Linked DNA regions of Homo sapiens: region 1 is linked to region 2. A link is an interaction called in ENCODE POLR2A ChIA-PET data of the cell type or tissue named here. Cell type or tissue: HepG2. All regions are shown on one strand. Links, peaks and the distances in the headings refer to the core of each region. The heading gives the core; the rest is flanking DNA.

The links. Peaks named below come from ENCODE experiments on the same cell type or tissue, not always from the same donor. Only the 100,000 strongest peaks of a DNase experiment are listed, where the experiment ranks them.
Region 1: POLR2A ChIA-PET joins it to region 2 with 7 read pairs; 4 of 35 experiments call an interaction of 5 or more read pairs at or near these places.

The regions. Positions count from the first base shown.
Region 1 is chr19:15,215,234-15,218,136 of GRCh38, reverse strand. No RefSeq gene overlaps it. Among named protein-coding and RNA genes, the nearest start is that of NOTCH3, 16 kb to the right of the region's middle. In HepG2, for the core only: no CTCF peak of the experiment used is centred there; a DNase peak (open chromatin) is centred at 1,596.
Region 2 is chr19:15,369,407-15,372,309 of GRCh38, reverse strand. It overlaps AKAP8 (A-kinase anchoring protein 8), which reads left to right. Exons shown (of 14, transcript NM_005858.4): 6 at 1-92; 7 at 312-358; 8 at 2,131-2,164. Among named protein-coding and RNA genes, the nearest start is that of AKAP8, 8.9 kb to the left of the region's middle. In HepG2, for the core only: no CTCF peak of the experiment used is centred there; no DNase peak of the experiment used is centred there.

The DNA of each region.
Region 1 (2,903 bases), core at 96-2,595, 150 kb after region 2:
GTGGCTTACGCCTCTAATCCCAGCACTTTGGGAGGCCAAGGCGGGCGAATCACCTGAGGTCAGGGGCTCAAGACCAGCCTGGCCAACATGGTGAAACTCTGTCTCTACTAAAAATACAAAAATTAGCTGGGTGTGGTGGTGCACATATATAATCCCAGCTACTCGGGAGGCTGAGGCAGGAGAAATGCTTGAACTCGGGAGGCAGATGTTGCAGTCAGCCGAGATTGTGCCACTACCCTTCAGCCTGGGCAACAAAGTGAGACTCCATCTCAAAAAAAAAAAGAAAGAAAGAAAAAAAGAAAGTGTCCAGTGTCCAGGCACGGTGGCTCACACCTGTAATCTCAGCACTTTGGGAGGCCGAGGTGGGAGGATAACCTGAGGTCAGGAGTTTGAGACCAGCCCGACCAACATGGAGAAACCTCATCTCTACTAAAAATACAAAATTAGCCAGGCATGGTGGCACATGCCTGTAATCCCAGCTACTCGGCAGGCTGAGGCAGGATAATCGCTTGAACCCGGGAGTCGGAGGTTGCGGTGAGCCGAGATCACGCCACTGCACTCCAGCCTGAGCAACAAGAGCGAAACTCCGCCTCAAAAAAGTAAAAAATAAAAAAAGTAATGCACGTGAATCATCCCGAAACCACCCCCTACCCCGGTCCGTGGAAAAATTGTCTTTCACAAAACCAGTCCCTGGTGCCAAAGAGGTTGGAGGCCACTGAGTTAGGGGACATCAGAATATCACAGTTCAGAGGTGAGCAAGAGGAGATAAGATCCAGGGTGAGGCCATGGGCATGGAAGGTTGCTGTGGTCCGGAGCCCAGGGCCTGAGAAGACAGGACAGAGAACAGGGCGTCAGACCCAATGGAAGCTTCTGGGGTGGGGAAACCAGCACCCCCAGAAGGGGTTGAGAATGGCCTCCCTTCTACCCTTTCCCAGAGCCACAGAGCTGCAGACGCTCCATCGAAGTGAATTCCAGGCTGGGCATGGTGGCTCATGCCTGTAATTCCCGCACTTCAGGAGGCTGAGGCAGGAAGATTGCTTGAGGCCAAGAGTTCAAGACTGTATCTCTACAGGAAAAAAAAAAAAAAAAAAAAGGGTGGGCGCAGTGGCTCACGCCTGTAATCCCAGCACTTTGGGAGGCCAAGGCGGGCAGATCACGAGGTCGAGAGATCAAGACCATCCTGGCCAATATGGTGAAACCCCGTCTCTACTAAAAATACAAAAATTAGCTAAGCGTGGTGGCACGCATCTGTAGTCCCAGCTACTGGGGAGGCTGAGGCAGGAGAATCGCTTGAACCTGAGAGGCGGAGGTTGCAGTGAGCTGAGATCATGCCACTGCACTCCAGCCTGGCGACAGCGAGAATCCGTCTCAAAAAAAAAAAAAAAAAAAAAAAAAGACAAAGAAAAAAAAATTAGCCGGGCATGGTGGTGCATGTCTGTAGGTCCTAGCTTCTTAGGAGGCTGAGGGGAGGATCGCTTGAGCCCAGGAGTTTGAGGTTACAGTGAGCTACAATTGCACCACTGCACTCCACCTGGGTGACAAAGAGAGAACCTGTCTCTAACTCCAAAAAAACAAACAAAAAAAAGGCTGAGGCGGTGACTCACGCCTGTAATCCCAACACTTTGAGAGGCAGAGGTGGGCCGATCACCTGAGGTCAGAAGTCCAAGACCAGCCCGACCAACATGGTAAAACCCGTTCTTTACAAAAATAAAAAAATTAGCTGGGCATGATGGCTGGTGCCTGTAATTCCAGCTACTTGGGAGGCTGAGGCATGAGAATTGCTTGAACCCAGGAGGTGGAAGCTGCAGTTAGCTGAGATGGCACCATTGCACTCCAGCTTGGGCAACAGAGTGAGACTCCGTGAAAAAATAAAAATAAATAAATAAAAATGGCGGGTGCAGTGGCTCACGCCTGTAATCCCAAGCACTTTATGAGGCCGAGGTGGGTGGATCACCTGAGGTCGGGAGTTCAAGACTATCCTGACCAACATGGAGAAACCCTATCTCTACTAAAAATACAAAATTAGCTGGGCGTGGTGGTGCATGCCTGTAATCCCAGCTACTTGGGAGGCTGAGGCAGGAGAATAGCTTGAACCCGGGAGGCGGAGGTTGCAGTGAGTCGAGATCACGCCATTGCACTCCAGCCTGGGTGACAAGAGTGAAATTCTGTCTCAAAGAAACAAAAAAATTACCTGGGCATGGCGGTGTGCACCTGTAGTCCCAGCTACTCGGGAGGCTGAGGCACGAGAATCACTTGAACCCGGAGGCAGAGGTTGCAGTGAGGTGAGATCATACCACTGCACTACAGCCTGGGCGACAGAGTGAGACTCTGTCTCCAAAAAACCAAAAAAACCCAAAGTGATTGTTTGCAAACTAAATCAGATCAGCTTCTTGTGCTAAAACCCTCCAGTGGCTTCACTGTGCTTGGGCTAGAATCCCAGACCCTCTGGCCCCTTGGGAGTCAGCCCCACCTGCTTCCCTGACCTCCTCACCTTTGCTCATTCAGCACCAGGCACCCAGGCTTCCTCGCTGTTCCTCTCGTCCACCCTCTCCTTCCTCCTCTGGGCCTTTGCACTTGCTGTTCACTCTGTCTGGAACACCCTAGCCCTGGATGTTTGCCTCGCTGGCTCCTCTCCTTCTTTAGGTGACTTCCCCCTCTCTCCCTCACATTTAACCATCTTGTCTCAATGGCTCTGTTTTGGTTTCTTTTCTTTTTTCTTTCTTTTTTTTTTTTTGAGATGGAATCTCCCTCCGTCACCCAGGCTGGAGTGCAGTGGTGCAATCTCAGCTCATGACAACCTCCGCCTCCCGGGTTCAAGCAATTCTCCTGCCTCAGCCTCCTGAGTAGCTGGGATTACAGGCACCTGCCACCGTGCTCGGCTAATTTTTGTATTTTTAGTAGAG
Region 2 (2,903 bases), core at 220-2,719:
CACGGGCAGGAAACGGAAGCAGTTCCAACTTTACGAGGAGCCAGACACCAAACTGGCCCGGGTTGACAGTGAAGGAGATTTCTCCGAAAATGGTATGTCCTGGGGGCCAGGTGGGCCAGACAGATGTAGGATGGGTCGGCTGCCTGCTGGGGGCTCTGCTTGCCCCATCTGTGTCGTGGACACTCGCAGGTGGCATGTTTCAACCCCACTGTGGTCAGGGCAGACTCACCCTGGATGGCGAGCTTGGGAGGGCGGAAACCGGATGGGACCGTTCTCCGGGGACTGACTTTTCCTTTCTTTGTGTCTGGCAGATGACGCAGCTGGTGACTTCCGCTCAGGAGATGAAGAATTCAAGGGTGTAAGTCCACCAGGCAGCCCTTTTGCCTCTAGTGTGGGATTTCTTCTTTCTTTAATCACCCTTCCTCACAAAGGGGCAGGAGCAGCTGCCATGGTAGATTTGACTACCTCTGAGTGGATTCAGGACCCTGACTTTTAGCTAGATTTCTAAAAGTTTTCCACCTTAGCCGGCACGGTGGCTCACACCTGTAATCCTAGCACTTAGGGAGGCTCAGGTGGGTGGATCACTTGAGGTCGAGAGTTGGAGACCAGCCTGGCCAACATGGTGAAACCCCGTCTCGATTAAAAATACAAAAATTAGCCAGGAGTGGTGGCACTTGCCTGTAGTAGCAGCTACTTGGGAGGCTGAGGGAGGAGGATCACTTGAACCTGGGAGGTGGAGGTTGCAGTGAGCTGACGTTGCATCACTGCACCCCAGCCTGGGCGACAGAGGGAGACTCCGTCTCAAAAAAAAAAAAAAAGTTTTCAACTTACAACAAACATTCCTTTTCTGAAAAAAGCTCCCAGTTCCTCTCCCTGGTCTCTAGGCCAGTAAGTGCAGGGACTGTGGGCTGAAGCCTCCAAGCACAGGCTGGAGGCTCATTTGCCGCCAGCTCCGTGCCGGGTGCCGCTGACTGGTGTCCTCATCCTTCCATCCTCACAACAAGGCACAGGCAGGCAGCACGTGGGGCCAGTTCATAGCCGGGACCACCCCAAGCTCTTGGGGAGGTGCCTCAGCCACCCCAGTGTAGATTCTGATCCAAGTTGGAGGTGTAGGGCCTGGAGGTCCAGAGTGGGAAGGAGGGCCTTCCCCAAGTCCTTAGAGTCACACAGGCAGGGAACAGGCAGGAGATGGTGGCTTTTCAGGTTTTCAGAGTCTCACTTGATCCCTATTTTGCTGGTCTTGAGATTAGGAATCTCTGTAAACCTGCTGATTGTTAATTTAGCCGTATGTTCACTGCCTAAGGAGTCAGCTCTGTTCAGATTCTCAGTTGAATCGTTTTTATCTATACGTGATTGTTATTAAGACATCGGGTAAATATAGGCCTGGCGCGGTGGCTCACACCTGTAATCCCAGCACTTTGGGAGGCCAAGGCGGGTGGATCACGAGGTCACAAGATTGAGACCATCCTGGCCAATATGGTGAAACCCCGTCTCTACTGAAAATACAAAAATTAGCTGGATGTGGCGGCATGCGCCTATAGTCCCAGCTACTCGGGAGGCTGAGGCAGAGGATTTGCTTCAACCCAGGAAGCAGAGGTTGCAGTGAGCTGAGATTGCATCATTGCACTCCAGCCTGGGAGACAGGGCGAGACTCCGTCTCAAAAAAAAAAAAAAAAAAAAAAAAGACATTGGGTAAATATAAACAAAAGCTCGGGAAACGTGGTGGAACCCATTTTCTATGAAGAATGCCAGAACTGGCATCCCCCAAGTGAGACTCTATCTCCCTACGGTTGGTGAACAGGCTCCATTCATAGAATTGTACGGGTGGGTCTTTGTCATGGGGCAGGCAGTTCTGCAGCTTAGGAGGAACCGAGAGAGGGTGGGTGAATGGCTTTTTAGCAAGGTGATTGTCACAGAATCTCTGAAGGCAACTAGGAGTAATAACAGGACACACAGGCCCTGTCCTGAGCCCCGGAGGCTGGTCCTAACACACTGTGGCTCATTCTTGGTGGCATAGCAACCTAGGTCTTGGGTGAGACTGCCCACCAGGCAGTGGCCAGGGACTGGGCTGGTTGTGGAGAGTCTGGACACACCAGCTCACTGCCGGACTTTGTGTATACTCTTTTCCAGGAGGATGAACTCTGCGACTCTGGGAGGCAAAGAGGTAGGCATCACCGTGTCCCTTGCAGCTTTCCTGTGTCTTCCCAGCTGCCCCGCACTTACTGCCCAGCTTCTGAGCAAGCCAGGGGCCTGGATGGAGGGGCCCGTGGCTGTGGGGGAAGAGGGGCTGCAGCCACCAGATGGGCCTTGACCGTGGCGATCAGCCAACACTTTGCTTCAAAGTGTCTGGGGCAGCATTTACTGGAAACGGGTCTGTCTGCCTGACCCGATGTGGGCTGCAGTGGGGATGGGGGGCAGCCTTGGGTGTCCACCACAGTCGAAGTTTGTAGGGAAGGAGAAACATGAGAGAAGAGGCCCCCAGCCCATCTTCTGTGCCCTCCTCGGCCAGTGCATTTCCCTGAAGTGTTTTCTCTGGGGCTTCCTTTTGTCCAGTTCCTTCAGTCGCCTGCCCTGGGCTGTGCTGTGGGCCTCTGTGGTGGGGATACTGGCAGCTGCACTGCACATTGCTTCGTGCCTGCGAGTGTGTGACAGCAGACACCTGCGGGGTCGGGAGCACCCAGGCCCACTGGGTCTTTGAGAGGCGGGCGCCCTTCAGCAGGTCTCTTCATGTCCAATGCAGGAGACCAGAGGGTCTGCAGCAACAGCAGAGCAGGCTTAAATCCCTCATGGCAGAGCGGCCTGAGGTGCCGCGGCCTGGAGCTCACCCTGAAGCCACTCGTTTCTTTACCTGTCCTGTGGGTCTTTCCGTAGCTGGTTACCCCAAGGATCATAGGCTGGCTCCT